Linked DNA regions of Mus musculus: all the other regions are linked to region 3. A link is a loop called in an ENCODE intact Hi-C map of the cell type or tissue named here. Cell type or tissue: heart. All regions are shown on one strand.

Evidence for each region. Hi-C counts contacts between places; a loop is a spot of excess contacts. Peaks named below come from ENCODE experiments on the same cell type or tissue, not always from the same donor. Only the 100,000 strongest peaks of a DNase experiment are listed, where the experiment ranks them.
Region 1: it touches region 3 in a loop (1.9-fold over the local background); 2 of 42 quality-filtered maps call a loop at or near these places.
Region 2: a loop joins it to region 3, with 2.3 times the contacts of the local background. A loop is called at or near these places in 5 of 42 quality-filtered maps.

What each region holds. Positions count from the first base shown.
Region 1 is chr15:84,429,324-84,431,823 of GRCm38, forward strand. All of the region lies in intron 1 of Shisal1 (shisa like 1), which reads right to left. Gm46527 (a long non-coding RNA gene) reads left to right here and starts at 1,493. Exons shown (of 3, transcript XR_001781727.2): 1 at 1,493-1,694; 2 at 1,814-1,935. In heart, a CTCF peak has its summit at 1,244; a DNase peak (open chromatin) is centred at 1,348; H3K27ac peaks cover 584 bases.
Region 2 is chr15:84,191,188-84,193,687 of GRCm38, forward strand. It overlaps Samm50 (SAMM50 sorting and assembly machinery component), which reads left to right and starts at 1,053. Exons shown (of 15, transcript NM_178614.5): 1 at 1,053-1,197. The coding sequence starts at 1,177. In heart, a CTCF peak has its summit at 1,538 (motif pointing right); a DNase peak (open chromatin) is centred at 1,024; H3K4me3 peaks cover 2,008 bases; H3K27ac peaks cover 1,755 bases.
Region 3 is chr15:84,122,970-84,125,469 of GRCm38, forward strand. Pnpla5 (patatin-like phospholipase domain containing 5) reads right to left here and starts at 206. Exons shown (of 10, transcript NM_029427.1): 1 at 1-206. The coding sequence starts at 144. In heart, a CTCF peak has its summit at 1,309 (motif pointing right); no DNase peak of the experiment used is centred here; H3K27me3 peaks cover 187 bases.

The sequences.
Region 1 (2,500 bases), 310 kb after region 3:
GAGAGAGGGTCAGCAGAAGCTCAAAGTCACAAAGCAAGGTGTGGCAGAACTAGGATATAGGCAGGCCACGAGCTATCTGTGCTCCCTTAGGGCTTCTATCCCTGAGCACCCAGGCTCCCACTAATGACCCCCCCCCATCTGTCTTTACCACCTTCTGGAAACTTCCATAAGGTGTCTATTTGCAGAGTTCTGTAAGGCAGGGTCCAGAAACACCTGCATATACTGGCTGCCACCCCCTGCAGCTGCTGCAGTCACCATCAGCCCTAAACCCCATCAAAGGCAAGTGACTGGGTCAGGCCTTGTATAGGCAAAAGAGGCTTCCAGTAGTCCAGCCTGCTACCCCGCCCACCTCGTGTGTGCTGGAAGGACTCCATCTGCTCCCAGAGATGCAGAGGCTAGGAACATGTCACCGGTGACCCCTTACCATACTCTACATAGGCCAGACTCTGGGCTCACTGTCCCACAGGGCCTGATCAGCTTCCAGTGAGTCAGTTCTTAGATGAGAAGCCCAGGGAAACGTCCCAGCTGTGCCGGGGCTCAGCACACATCTGCCCCTGGGTCTTGGCTTCGAGAAGACAGATAGGCATTAGGGTACCATTGTGCGGACACCTCCTGTACCCTCACTATCCTGAGGCATGCAGGAAAAAAAAACATAAGTTCAGCATCAGCAACAAGGACAAATGTCTCCAGAGCCCAGAGATGTCAGGGACTCTAGGCAGTCGGTCAACACTGGTTGACTCCATATTGGCTTGGCCCCTCCCTGTCCTGATTCCATAATGACTGCCATCTCTCACCCTCCAGCCCATTGCCCCGGGTAAAGGCCATGTCCTGCTGGTTCACGGAGCATTCAACCTACCTCCACCTCAGGCCTGTAGCTGTAGCATGCACCAGGTTCTGGTCTCTCACCTAGCTCTCTCTTCCTATCACCTTCCATTCTAGACCCTTGCTATAAGGACATTGAGGCACAGAAAAGGTCAGCACAAGCCCAAAGTCACACAGCAAGGACATGGCCAGGCCTGAGGGGCTTATGTATGTCCTGTCTGCAGGGAGAGCCACGCTTCCCTGCTCTTTGAGATACTTCAGGTTGGGCACAACCCTGGACCCTGCCTGTCTCTCCTCACAACATCTCCCACACCGGATCTGTGTGGCTCAGCCCCCTGCCTGCCCTGGGCTGGCATTCCTACAGCAGCCTGCACTGCAGCTTCTGGGTGGCATTAAGAGCCAGGCCATAAAGGAGGCCAGCTCCCTGCACTCCCGCCCGCTGCCCCTGGAATCCACCCTCCTGAGCCAGGCCGGAGATAAACCTTTTTTATCCATTCTGGCAGGCAGCACACTTGGGTCTGTGTGCCCTTATCTAGCCATAATCCAGATGGACCGTGGCAGCCCAGAGGACTGGGTGCCATGTAGGGCACCCATGTGGCAGCCTTGTGGTAGGGACTGGAAGGTTACATCATCCTTAAGGCTAGGGGTGCTGCACTGATTATCAGTGTACAAGAGGGAGCACAGGGTGTATGTGTGCGTGTGTGTGTGTGTGTGTGTGTGTGTGTGTGTGTGTGTGTGTGTGCCCAGTTAGCTTGTGACAAAGCTGAGACTACAACCTAAGCAGCTGACATGGTGCAGGAAGGGCTCTGAGCTCAGAGTCTGAACACAGGTTCAAGTTTCAGCTCTGCCACTTCTTAGCTCTGCTGCTCTGGGTTAGTCCCTTTGCCTTTCTGAACTTGGGCCACCTGAATGCTTTTGTCACTGTCCTTTGAGGACCATGGTGGTACAAAGTTGATAACCTCATTAGGATCTTCTTCTTCCCCCTCGACAGATTCGGAGCCACACAGAAACCAGTCGCATGCCAGCCGCTCAAAGAGCCCCAGGAGGAGCCAGTCAGGGAGGCTCGCCGTATTACACCCTGGGTCCTTCCCCCTCTACCCACCCAGACACCAGGTATGGCTAACACCCTTCTTGGCTGAGCAGAGGCCCCACTGGTTCAGGGGTACCAGGTTCTAGGATGGTGTCACAGTGGCACTGTTTGAAAGAAAGAGACCTGGAAATAGACCAAAGGTCAAAAGATCAAACTGTGTCTAATGATGGCCAAAAGCAGGCGACCCCTCAAGGCAAAGAGTGGTTGCACTGAATCTCACAGGCCACCCCAGCCATGCAAAGCCAGAGGAGATGCTTATATTCCCCAAGCTGAATTCAGATTGACACTCTTTTACAAGGCTGGAGAGAGCTCTAAAATGCATAGCTACTAGATGTATCTGAATACATCAGGCTGTGACAAAGCCCTCGGGGGAGAATGGGGGACTCTGTGGGACATGCAGCAGCTGGCAGATGGCCCTGGTGAAGACAGACAGGGATATTTGTGCTATCACTGACCAACAACAAATGGGTACCTATCAAAGCCACCACACGGATTTAGGTAGCAAAAAGCTAGAAGCCAGGGACAGCAATAGATCTAATTCCATGGTCTAGGTCCCTCAAATAAAACATAGAGCAAGAGAGAAAATCC
Region 2 (2,500 bases), 68 kb after region 3:
TTTTTTGTTTATGTAACCGTCCTCACCTGAACACTCAAGAGAGCTCCATTCATCTTTTAAAAAATATGAATCTGGGGCTGGTGAGATGGCTGAACGGTTAAGCGTGTCAACTGCTCTTCCAAAGGTCCTGAGTTCAAATCCCAGCAACCACATGGTGGCTTACAACCATCCGTAACGAAATCTGATGCTCTCTTCTGGAGTGTCTGAAGACAGCTACAGTGTACTTACATATAATAAATAAATAAGTATTTTTTAAAAATATGAATGTGGGTGGTGGTGGTCCATGCACCTTTAATTCCAGCACTTGGAGGCCAGGGGCAGATGGAGCTCAGTGAGTTCGAGGCCAGCCTGGTCTACAGAGCAAGTTCCAGGACACTCGGGCCTACACAGGAAAAACCTTTAAATGAAATATAATGTCGCCAGGCAGTGGTGGCGCACGCCTTTAATCCTAGCACTTGGGAGACAGGCAGGCGGATTTCTGAGTTCGAGGCCAGCCTGGTCTACAGAGTGAGTTCCAGGACAGCCAGGGCTACACAGAGAAACCCTGTCTCATAAATAAGTAAATACATAAATTAAATGTCATACACATTTCTGAGGAGTCTGGGAAGGCGAAATTTATTCACTTCTGAGAGTCTGTTCGCTCCTAACACCATGTGGGTCTGCAGGATTGAACCAAGCTGTCAGGCTTGGAGGCAAGTATCTTTACATACCGAACTCTCTTTAAAGACGCCTCCACCCCATCCTCAGCCCAGACCCTTTTTACTGGACCCGTCGGTTCCCGGAGCACACACTCTGTCTTCCTTGCGCCCTTCTGCTCACACCTTAGAAGTGGAACTGAGGCTCCAAGGACTAGACCGGGGTAAGCCCCCATACAACGAGGAGCTCAGCTCCGTTGCCTTTTCACGGGACCAGCTCTGCCCATAACCGCAGCTTTCTGGGCGTCACTGAACGCTCCACGCTTGCACTGGGCTTCCTGGCGTTCTTGTGAACATCCGGGTCACTCTCTCATACGGACCAATGAGCGGAGGGTCTTGAGTCAGGGGGCGGACCCTAGGTGGTACAACATGGCGGCGCTCGGCACGCAGCTTCCGTGACCTGTAGCCGAGCCTCTTGTGTTTGTAGCTGAGTTTGGTTGGGCGCGGGCACCGCCTTGGGGCAGCAGCCGGAGAGGGAGCCATGGGGACAGTGCACGCCCGGGTGAGAGGCCCCCGCGGCGGCTGGGCGGGACACGCGCGCCTGGGGCAAGGGCGGCAGCGAGGGTGTGGGAGCTGCTTTGGGCCGGAGGCTGTCTGTCGCGGTCGGGAGGGCAGTGGTGACTTGCCCAAGGTCATTCAGCGGAATTTCCCCAGGTGACCTTACAGCACCAAGGCTTGGAAGAAGGGTTTGTCAGAAGACAAGACACAACAAGTTATTTTGCAGCCTTGTTTTACAGTTTCCAGTTACTATTATGTGCACCAGTGTGTGCGCGCGCGCGCGTGTGTGTGTGTGTGTGTGTGTGTGTGCGCGCGCACTTTGTGTGCATAGCCCGTGGAGGCCAGAAGGGGGCAATTGATCCCCTGAAACTGTAGTTCCAGAGAGTTGTGAGCCTCCTTATAGGTGTCAGGAACCACTCTGGTCCTCTGCAAGAGCAGTACCTGCTGAACCCATCGCTCCAACCCAGCACTATTGCTTAAAAAGGGGTGTGTGTGTGTGTGTGTGTGTGTGTGCATGCATGTGGAGGTCAGAAGACAACAGCTGGAGTCAGTTTTCTCCTACTTTGTGGTGTGGAAACTGGGGAATGGAACTCTGGTGATTAGGCCCTAAGGGGCGAGTGCCTGTGCCTGCCGATCTGTCCTCACTTTTGAGTTGGCTTTCATTGAGTTGGCAACCTGGAATTGGGCAGAATGAGCTCCCTCCCCATAAATGGGCAGAGCAAACTATAGAAGACCCTTGTGCTGTCTCAGCATCTCCTCCATCCCTATTTCTGACTTTGGCTTTGTAGCCCAGGCTAGCCTCATATTAGTAGTCTTGTCTAAGCTTCTGACGAGCATGTGTCAGTATCTCGGGCAAGCACTCACTGAGCTATATCCATAGATCTCTTCAACTATTTTCCTTCACTAGGCTGTCAGGGCCAGCCTGGAGCTCAGTCTGTAGTCCAGGCTGGCCTTGAATTTGGAATCCTTCATACCTTTGAGTAGCTGGGCTTATAGATCCAGTAGCTAGGCATGGCACTACACACCCTTAATCTCAGCACCCAGGAGGCAGATACAGTGAATTTGTTGTGAGTTCAAGTCCAGCCCTGTCTATGCAGTGAATTTTAGGCCAGCGAGAGCTATATAGTGAGGCCCTGTCTAAAAACAAAACAAAACAAACACTACGTAGTGAGAGAATCCCCATTGGTAAACAGGTCCTGGAGGATACTGAGCTGTGGCAGAAGTGTGAACCACAGTGACATCTGCCCTCCAGATTGTGGGGCTGGTGGCCTCTGGAGGACTTTGTGTCATGCTTTGCCATCTTAGGA
Region 3 (2,500 bases):
GGAGCCATAGAAGCGGCGGGCACCCTGGATGAGGCGAGGCGCTCGCTGTCGCAGACACTGGGTGACACCCACGTGGTAGAGGCCCATGTAGCCAGAGCCTGAGAAGGACAGGTTCCAACCTCCCTCTGCCTCCAGGAAGTCCATAATAGGGTGCTTGGGACGCGGGGCTGCAGACTCCTCAGCTGGAGCTCAAAGGAAGGAACTGTGCACTAGGGCCCCAATGTGATGGGACTAAGCCGGGATGGGGATGGAGCTCCGGGAGGCTGAGCAGAGTGGCTCCGCCCTAGGCTGTCAGCTGTGGCCCTAGCAAGTGAGGGGTTGGTGCAGCCACCCTCTCCACGTGTACACCAGGCATTACATTACAAGCCTACACGATTCCCAATTACACTCACCTAACCTCCAGGTGTCTGCATTTTGAAAGAGGGAAAGAGGCACAATCAGGAAGGACTGCACCTAATCTTCAGGCCAGAGGTCAAGGACCAGCACCGTAAGTGGGAGGTGAGAGGCCTGGGATCTAGGCTCTGCAAGGAAAGGTTGCTATAGAACAGTGCCTTCAAACACACAAGATCTCTCCTCTCTGCAGTCACGATGGGAAGTCGCCTGGCATGGACCAGGCTCTCAAATGTATATTTCTGAGCAGGTGAGATGATAGGTGCTACACAGCCAAGTCATCATGGGGAAGTCAAGCCAGACATGCCATGAGGGTCAGGGGAAATGAAGTGCACCCCAGGATGCCAAGAAGAGGAAGATAGCAGCAGTATGTGGGGTAGTGAGCAAAGAGGACTCCAGTAAAGAAGTGGGGTGAGTGGAACTCAGCGGGACACACACTGAGCATGGGAGACTCTTGCAAGTAACCAATAAGGAAAGAGAGCATCACACTGCATGCTGCCTGGTGCAAACATCCCCCCTACAGGCTCGCCTTCCAGCCACGTGGCTCATCCGATAACAGCGCAACCAACCCTGACCACCCCAGTTCTACCCCCCCCCATATCCATGGCCAAAGCAAAGTACTGGCTCCTGTAGGTTGTTCTCTGACCTCCACACATACACCGCCCACACACACTAAGATAAACACATTGCAACTTAAATGCAAACCTCACTCTGTGGTGTAAAAATAATAAATGTAACTATTAGAAAGGTCGCAGGTGAAGTGTCCTAGAGGGCGTGACTCTGGGGAGTCCCCGGTGATGGGAGGTGGAAGGAGACCTCACTGTACCCAGGGGCTGACAACAGGTGGGTGCTTTGTGGCTGAGCTAGGCTTAAGCTCCATTCAGGGGCTCCCTGCACCAGCCCCATTCCAGCAGCCAGGAGGGGGCAGCAGGCCTATGCCCGTAAGTCCTCTGCAGGGCAATGTGATGTAGCCACCTGGAAGGAGCACCTGGAAGCTGGTTTCCAGGTGAGAGTCTGAGGACCAGGTGGGTCAGGCAGTGGTGGCGCACGCCTTTAATCCCAGCACTTGGGAGACAGAGGCAGGCAGATTTCTAATTCGAGGCCAGCCTGATCTACAAAGTGAATTCCAGGACAGCCAGGGCTATACAGAGAAACCCTGTCTTGAAAAACCAAAAAGAAAAAAAGAAAAAGAAAAGAAACCAAGGATCAGGTGGGGCTGGAGGGCAGAGGTTAAGGACACACCTTTGCAACTGTACACTGTGGCTGTGGTGGTGTCACCTGCCAGCAGCCTGAAGAGGTTCCTTCCTGTTTAGGGACTCCTCGCAGATAAAGCCAAGTCCTGATTTCACCACAACAAGCATTTCAGAACCAGATAGAATGAACCGGATTAGTGAGTTTATTAAGTGTTGAGACAGAGTCGTGGAAGAAGAGGACAGTGTGCACAGAAAGCAAGGAGGGGGGCAGTTTTTTAAAGCGTTTAATTTGTGTGTGTGTGTGTGCACGCGTGTGAGTGTGTCTGTGACTATGTCTGTGTCTGTGTGTATATGTATGGGTGCGTGTACTATGGTACACATGTGCTTCTGAAAAGACCGTCTGTGGTAAGGAGTTGGTTCAATCCCCTCCACATGTGGGTCTGAAGGATGGAACTCGGGTTGCAAGGCCTGGTGGGAGGCACCTTCGCCAGCTGAACTTCAGGAAGATGAACACCTGCTTTGGAGGTAATTTGGCTATTAGTGGCTCGTGGTCCGATTCTGGAGTGAGGGGCTCTTTCCACCCCATTTCCCCCCCTGTCTGCCATCTTTCATTCCTTACTCATACATTTTTCCCTGGCTTTAGGCTGAGGCCTTCTTGGTAATACAGTCTCGTTTCTACCACAGCCCTGAGAGATAATAAATAATACCAGCCCCATTTTTTTTTTAACAAATGGAGGAGCAGAAACCTAGACGAGGAATACAGGAGAGCCCATAAGCCAGGCTAACTGGGGTGACAAAGAAGAAACTGAGGGGACCGTGGAACCTGAGTTCCCTGCTAAAGGAGAGGCTGCTTGCAGATGTGCAAGGGTGGCTCATGGGTGGGGGAAACCCCACTGAGGTAATGTAGCTTAGCAGCA